Linked DNA regions of Homo sapiens: region 2 is linked to region 1. The links are chromatin contacts, found by Hi-C or POLR2A ChIA-PET in ENCODE. All regions are on one chromosome and are shown on one strand. The core of a region is the stretch at or near the end of the contact, and the rest is flanking DNA. Distances in the headings are between cores, read along the strand shown.

Region 1 (4,048 bases), core at 851-3,350:
TAAGAGGCAAAATGGTGGAGTTTAACTGGTGTGCGACCTTCTAGGAACATTGAACTGGTAAGGGAAGAACGCCTCAAGTGAGCATGCGTGCAACTCCAGTAAACACGCTGCACATGCAGCTCCTTCCAAGGGCTGGCAGGCCACTGTGCATGCAGAGAGCCCACCCTAAGGGAAGAATCAGGAGAGGAGAGATGCAAACTCTGGAAGCATGCCAACATTTAAAGCCCCAAGTCAAAGGTCAAACTGCGCACTTGATCTCTCAAGTCGCCTGCTTGGCTCTCTTCCAAGTGTACTTTACTCCCTTTTGTTCCTGCTCTAAAGCTTTTTAATAAACTTTCACTCCTGCTCTAAAACTTGCCTTGGTCTCTCACTCTGCCCTGTGCCCCTCGGTTGAATTCTTTCTTGTGAGGAAGCAAGAACTGAGGTTGCTGCAGACCCGTATGGATTCGCCGCTGCTAACATAATTTGGTACCTCATGACTCAGATATGTTCCCTAGTGGTAACTCTCTCACACCTCACATTTTGAAGGAGGTATTTTTAATTATTCTTGAATAAAGGAATTGAGTCATTTGGGAGGGACAATAGCAAAGGGAGGAGTCAGAATGTCTATTGACCTGTTTTGTTTTTCCCTTTAAGGGTAATGCCACTAGAAAACCAACAGTACCACAATGTAATAGGAAGCATTATACTACGTGAAACTCCAGCTCTGTACTTGGGAAGGGCACCATTCAGATAGCCCAGAATCATAGGAAGAACTTTGGAATTTGAAATCAGATCAACCTGGGGCCAGTATCCAGGTCTATGCTTTACTTACCTAATAGCTTTGTAAACTTTGTAAAGTTTCAATATCTCTGAATATTAAGTCACTTATCAGAAAAATGGGCATAATAGTGAGTACCTTTCAGTTTGCATAGCTAATCCATGGGTAACAGAAACTGAAACTTACAGAGGTTTTATTTACATACTCAAGGCACTTGGCTAGTAAGTGATAGAGCTGGGATTTCGACCCAGCTGTCCTCAGTTTTGGTGCTTTTGTACTTTCTAGGGCACACCGCTGCTTGGCACACCGATGACTTGTACATGCCCTCAACTCCTCTTTGGGAATGAAACAAGGCATAAATAACTAGAGAAATGCTCAGATCAAGAGTATATCAAATCCTCTTCCTTATCCTCATTTTCCTTGGGACCTTAGGAAAACCTCTATTATCACTGAGGTTTCTCATCTCAGGTTGGGAAATTATACGGCCCACTACACAGGCTAATTTTGAGGCTTAGAAGAGTTAATGTCAACAAAGGCACCCAGCAGTGTTTACACAGTAGGTGCTAATGAAATGGTAGCTAAGGGTGATTCTAACTTTGGGGTGTGGGGTTAGCTCTTCTAACAAGCTTTGCTGATAATGACAGTGATTGTTGCTGTGGTGGAGGTAGTTGTAGTAAGAAAAGCATTAGCTAACATTTGTAGAACACTGGAAAATCTTCACGTGCCAGGAAGTAAGTCTCATTTAAATTCACGACAACCCTGTTAAACAGGTGTCATTATTTATTCCCATCTTACAGATAAAGATAGCAAGGCATGAAGAAAGAGAATAAGTAACATGCCCAAAGTCATCTAGTTAGTAAGCAGTAGAACAGGGATCATATCCAGGGCTCAGTGTATCAGTGATGTTTCCACCTCCAGTGGATTCCAACACATGAACCCCAGGGTTTGGTCATAATTTATTCCCTTTGTGGGGTCTTTTGTGCTAAAAAGGAAATAGGAAGGCTCCTCACAAGCAGACCCGGCTGGTTTCCTTACCGTAATTCTGGGAGCTGATTCTGGGCTTTCGAGGACAGTGCTAACAGCTAGGCTAGAGGGGAGGCCATTGTCATGAAGTCATTGTCTCTAAATGGCTCCTTAACCCCAGCCTGTACTTCTGTGGCCCTGTGGCCTGCCAGTTCCCACTGAGAGACCCTGCCAGCCTTGCTGAGGCCACCGGGAGGGAGAGACGCGTGGGCTAAAGGCTGGAGAGACCCTCACATAGAGACTGGGAGAGAAGCAGAGTGAGAAAACCTGCTGAGTGAACTGAGTGGATGGGCAGCAGGGAGTCTGCCAGTCCGCTCATCTGTATGCTCTGAGGCTGAGAGCTGTGCGGAAGCCACTGCCCGGGCAGCGTCATTCGAATGTGGGTCATGAACCAATCGAGGCTCAGAGGCACCGTTCTGAGCTTCTGGGGGTTCTGATCCCATTCCCTGCTTGCCCCTGTCCTCTGTCCAACAATGAGATCGGCCTGTGGGTGTGGTATGTACATTCCCATACCAGAGAAGCAGAAAAAAACGAAAGTCCTGGGATCCATCCCCATCCCAGAATCCAGTCCCAGGACTGTGTCCTCTCACTCTCCCTGAAGCCGCTCTGGAGTCCTCTCCCCCAGATTGTTGGCAAAGCTGCAGAGCTTCTGATTCAGTGACATTTTACAGGATCACTGTGTTCTTTCTTTAGAGCCATTTCAGATAGAACTGAGAACAGGAAGCCCACTGTCTCAGAGGATTAGATCGAGAATGGTGTTCCCCCAGCAGCTGAAGGCTGCAGGGTCTCAGAGCAGTGGGAGAGAAGAGGGAAGGAACCAACACCCCTTGTGTTCCAAGACTTGCATCACGTATTTTCACATATTGTCTTTTCTTTTAATCCTCTCAGGAATACTAGAAAGCGGGCAAAACTGTCCCCATTTACAGGTAGAGAACTGAGGCTGAGAGGGATAAAAGTGGCTTGCCTAAGATAATTCAGCAAAGTAAGTAGCCTGAAAGGCTTTAACACCAGTTTTCTCTAATTCTCCATGATGACTGTTCCTGCATGTCATGCATCCCCCAAGTTTTGCCACAAGCCAGGATTCCTGGGACACATTGCTGGGTTATAAGTCAATGCTGAATGTTGTGAGTTGGAGGTGCTTGCTTGTGCAGAGGGGGTCATTGTGCCTTATCCCCTTCTACAGAGTCTTAATCTAAGTCTGTCAGAAATTCTCATGGAAAGGCCAAAAATTCTGGAGCAGGAGGAAAATGTGTGGGTCATTTAATTCAAATTCCCAATTCATGAATTAAAGTTACAGTACCTAAAATAAACAGTTTGCTAGTTTGTGCTTGGAGATTTATAGATTGTAAAGGACTTTTATAAAGGGAGGAATTTTTATAAGAAATAGTAACAAGTGGCCGGGCGCGGCGCGTCATGCCTGTAATCCCAGCACTTTGGGAGGCCGAGGCGGGCAGATCACCTGAGGTCAAGAGTTCGAGACCAGCCTGGCTAACATGGTGAAACCCCGTCTCTACCAAAAATACAAAAAATTAGCTGGGCATGGTGGCAGGTACCAGTAATCTCAGCTAGTGGGTAGGCTGAGGCAGGAGAATTGCTTGAACTAGGAGGCGGAGGTTGCAGTGAGCTGAGATCGCGCCATTGCACTCCAGCCTGGGCAACAAGAGAGAAACTCTGTCTCAAAAAATCAAAAAAAAAAAAAAAAAAAAAGAAAGAAACAAGCGAGATTTGACCCCCACAAAGCACAGACTTACACATCAAACACCCAGAATTATGTGGTGGCAGTGGTCATGATGAAGGTGGTGTGGGATTGGTAACAGTAGTGATGGTGGCAGTGATGATGGTCATGATGGAGGTGGAGGTGATGATGGAGATGAGAATGACAATAATTACAACAATGAGGGGAGAGTGGCCATGATGGTGTTGGTGGTTATAGTGGTAGAACTGGCAGTGATGGTGGTAAGGGAGGACAATGGGGGGTGGTAGTGGAGGTAGAGGTGGCAATGATGGTGGCAGTGTAAGTAGTAAGGCCAGTGGTGGAAGCAATGTTGGCAGAGGAGGTGATGGTGGCCAATGATGAAGGTAGTGGTGATAATGGTGGTTGGAGATGAAGGTAGAGATGAAGGAGGAGGTGCAAGGGTGGTAATGGTGGTTAGAGATGGAGAGGGAGGAAATACTAGAGGAGGAGGAAAGGATAAAGGTGGAAATGGGGGTAGGGGTGATCTTGGGGAAGAAAGCGTGTCTCACTCTCTAAGATTTCTTGCGAGT
Region 2 (4,048 bases), core at 457-2,956, 57 kb after region 1:
TTTCTTTCTTCTTTTTGTGTGCCAATTCATGGTTTCAAAGATTCTCACAAATTAGTGCACTATTCAAAACAATTGCACAAGATGCCTGGGGAACATTTTGCAATATTAAACATTTCACATCACTTTTAAATGTGTGTGTGTATTTATGGAAGTTTGATAATGATTCTTTACATTGGCAACTAGATGGACATTGAACATGAAAATTGCAAATAGTTTTAATTGTATAAAAATTAATAATATTTAATTAAAACTTAAAAATTAAATAAAAGGTTTTTCAGCTTTATTTAAATATTTTATTAAAACACTGGTATTCATTCACTATCATTTAGATTGTATCACTAAACAATCATTTTGAAAATTTTAGAAAAACTTATGGAAAATATATATAAAAATAATTTTAGTTTTTTATCTTTCATATTTACCGCAATTATATTTTTATTAAGTATACTCAATTTGGTATAATTTCAATGCAATTATATCTTAATTTTTAATACTTTAGATCAGTGCAACTTAATACAGTTATATGTCGCTTTGTGACAGATATGTCCTAAGAAATGCATTGTGAGGCAATTCCATCATTGCACAAACATTATGGAGTGTACTTACATAAACCTTGAGTGTAGTCTACTGCACACCTGGGCAATATGGTATAGCGTATTGCTCCTAGGCTGCCAACCTGCACAGCATGTTATTGTACTGAACAATGTAGGCAATGTAACGCAATGATATTTGTGTATCTAAACATACCTAAATGCAGAAATGCTGCAGTAGATATACAACATAAAAGATTGTTTTTAAGTCCACCTGTAGAAGGCACTTACCATGAATTGAACTTGCAGGCTTGGAAATATCTCTGGGTGAGTCAGTGAGTGAGTGGTGAGTGAGTGTGAAGGTCTAGGACATTACTGTATTCTACTCTATGCTTTATAAATACTGTCCATTAGAAGACACTAAATTTATTTTAAAATACTTTTATTTCTTCAGTAACAAATTAACCTTACCTTACTCTCTTTTACTTTATAAACTTTTAAATTTTTTTAAAACGTTTTGACTATTTAGTAATGACACTTGGCTTAAAACACAAACATTGTAGAGCGGAACAAAAATATTTTATTTCTTTATATCCTTACTTTATAAGCTTTTCTCTATTTTTGAAATTTTTAATTTTTACTTCTTAAACTTTTTTGTTAAAAACGAAGACACAAATACACACATTAGCCTAGGCCTACACGGGGTCAGAATCATCAGGATCACTGTCTTCCGCCTCCCCTCCTGTCCCACTGGAAGGTCTTCAGGGGCAATAACAAGCGTGGAGCTTCATTTCCTCTGATAACAATGCCTTCTTCTCGAATCCTTCCTGGAGGACCTGTCTGAGGATGTTTTCCAGCTAGCTTTTTTTTCATAAGTAGAAAGAGTACACTAAAATAACAGCAAAAAGTATAGTAGATACATAAACCAGTACCATAGTCATTTATTATCAAGTATTATGTACTATACATAACTGGATGTGCTATACTTTTATTATACAACTGGCAGAGCAGTCAATTTGTTTACCCCAGCATAACCACATACATGTAAGTAATGCATTACACTATGATGTTACCATGGCTACACTATCACTAGGTAATAGGAATTTTTCAGCTCTATTAGAATCCGATGGGACCACCATTGTATATGTGGTCTGCCATTGGCTGAAGCATCATTATTTGGTGCATGACTGTAGAACTTTAAGCAATGATGAAAATGCTCTATATCCACACTATCCAATATGGTAACCACTAGCCACTTGTGACTACTGAGTGTCTGAAAGGTGACTGGTACAACTGGGGAACTGAATTTTAAATTTTCTATAATTTAAATTAAAACAGCCACATTTATTTTATGGCTATTATATTGTATCCTATATCATATCATATTTATATATCATATCATATGTTACATGGTATATCATATTACAAATGCAGCTTTAGATCATTACTTTCCCTAGAACACAAATTACATGAAAATCTTGAGTACAATGACATAGTTACTGATTTTGCCAGGATAAAGGAAAAAGTAAATGTTATTTAAAAAGCATATAATTTATGAATTATTAATATCTTCATTGATTATTCATCCAAACACCACAGGCCCATCAACAGAATTCCCAGTATATGCGATAATAATTATGTTCAGTCATCGTTGACGTTTTGCCAGCTTTCAGTCAATTAGAAACTTTGAACTTTACTCGTATTTTTCTATCTAATCATTATGAAGATATATTTGTCAAGGAAGGAGAATAGAAAGCATGTTGTTCAACTCTTTGTGATTTAGAACTGTTAAATATAGTCATATGATATGCAGGTTCTGCTTGAATTCTTGCCCTGGCTCTTGGTGAAGGATCGGCCTGCTGGATCTGAGTCATCCACCTATAAGAGGGACAACACCACACATTGGTCGCTGCTCTCAAGCCCCTGGAATACCACCCCACTTGGCTTCTCCTGGTAACAGTGGCTGCCTTTGCTTGCCTGTCTCCAACTCCTCCCAAGAGCATTGCTGACTGTGAGCTGTACCTTTGAATCTGCAGGGGCCCTTCCCATCTGTCTAATATTTGCTATCAGTGAAACAGAAAAACCCTTGGGACACTGTCAGGGAGCATTCTGGCCCGCAAAATGCCTACCAACCACCATGCCGTTCTCATTCTTGCCATTAGCAACCTTCTCTTTCTCTACATCATCAGCGTCCTATGTGCACTCATTCTAGAGGGCCAATAATTCTCACAGATTACCAGTGTAGACTTAAATTATTTTTATTATAATATCACAGTACAAGTAAAAAGTATATGGCTGTGGTTTTTGTTCAGTTATAAAGTTCAAATAAACTTTCTAGATTAAATACAAACAAACTACAACACTGATCAAAATAAAAGCAGCAACATTAATTTAATGTGGCAATGTCTTGTGGAAAGCAAATTGCCAGTGTTGAAACAGTAGAAAGTTCTTAATGTTGGTTTTTTACTGGTTGTATTTCCGCATTTTAAATTTAGTAACACTTAACACAGAGAATGCTGTATATAAAATCATATATATATATATACATACAAAATCATGGTCCACTGCAGCCTTGAACTCCTGAGCTCAAGTGATCCTCCTGCCTCAGCCTTTGGAGTAGCTGGGACTACAGGCACATGCCACCACACTCAGCTAATTTTTAAAATTTTTTTGTAGAGATGGGCTCTCACTATAGCCCTGTTCTGGAACTCCTGGGCTCAAGCCATCCTCCCACTTTGGCCTCCCCAAAATGCTGGGATTACAGGCGTGAACCACCGCATCTAGCCTAAAATTATATTGTTAAAAGACTTTGTTTCTCAGTTTGGGATAATCAGAATTCATAGTTCTGATCTCGACTACCAGTTTTAATGAGGTACTTCTTTCTAACTCCATCAGCTGTGTGGCTATCTGCAGGTAAGGACTATGTTACAACATTATCTAAATTGGGCATCTAATTATCTAAATTATCTAAATATCTAAAATGGGCATATAAAATGGGCATTTAATTCCATTAGATATCTGGACTTAGAAATGGAAAAATTTTTAATTGAATATTTTTAAATATCCCTACTGCTAATAAGTTGGGAGCCATGAAATAAGCTCCTCCTCTTCCATGAATGTGGTCTTGGCCACAGCCCAGTTTTTTATCAGTTCAGTCTCCTTGTACTTCCATGCACTTTCCTATTTGCACTGCTTCCAAATGTGATACCCACAGAGCCAGACACCATGTCACGTGGGCCTTTAGGCATGTGGCACTGTTCAAACTGGGAGGTGACCTGCAGTGTGTTTGTACACACGTATTTTAGTTTATCATAAAGATGATTACACAAAATTTATAAATTCTCAGGAAACCTCAAAGTATCCTTAGATAAGTGGTTCTCAAAGTGTGGTCTGTGGATCCCTTGGGGTTCCTGAGTCCTGCTACTGGGGTCTACGTGGTTTGCAATAAAACCAAGATGTTATTTGCCTTTTTCATCCTGTTGACATTTGCACTGAAGGTGCAAAAGCAATAGTGGGTG

The links. Hi-C counts contacts between places; a loop is a spot of excess contacts on that map. ChIA-PET counts read pairs that join two places held with the same protein, here RNA polymerase II (POLR2A). Pooled maps may share reads with other maps.
Region 2: a map of cardiac septum shows a loop between it and region 1 (2.8-fold over the local background). The contact joins the promoter of LINC02020 here to the enhancer-like site in region 1. A Hi-C loop is called at or near these places in 1 of 168 maps with a recorded cell type or tissue (cardiac septum) and 3 of 50 pooled maps. POLR2A ChIA-PET finds 5 or more read pairs at or near these places in 1 of 52 experiments (activated CD4-positive, alpha-beta T cell).

What each region holds. Positions count from the first base shown.
Region 1 is chr3:186,381,356-186,385,403 of GRCh38, forward strand. No RefSeq gene overlaps it. Among named protein-coding and RNA genes, the nearest start is that of DGKG, 21 kb to the left of the region's middle. RefSeq lists an enhancer at 1,061-1,562. Within about 2 kb of position 2,101, at least 4 of the 41 ENCODE cell types and tissues checked have a DNase peak (open chromatin) inside an H3K27ac peak, as active enhancers do.
Region 2 is chr3:186,438,639-186,442,686 of GRCh38, forward strand. It overlaps LINC02020 (long intergenic non-protein coding RNA 2020), which reads left to right and starts at 1,707. Exons shown (of 4, transcript NR_151710.1): 1 at 1,707-1,810; 2 at 2,344-2,483; 3 at 3,207-3,443.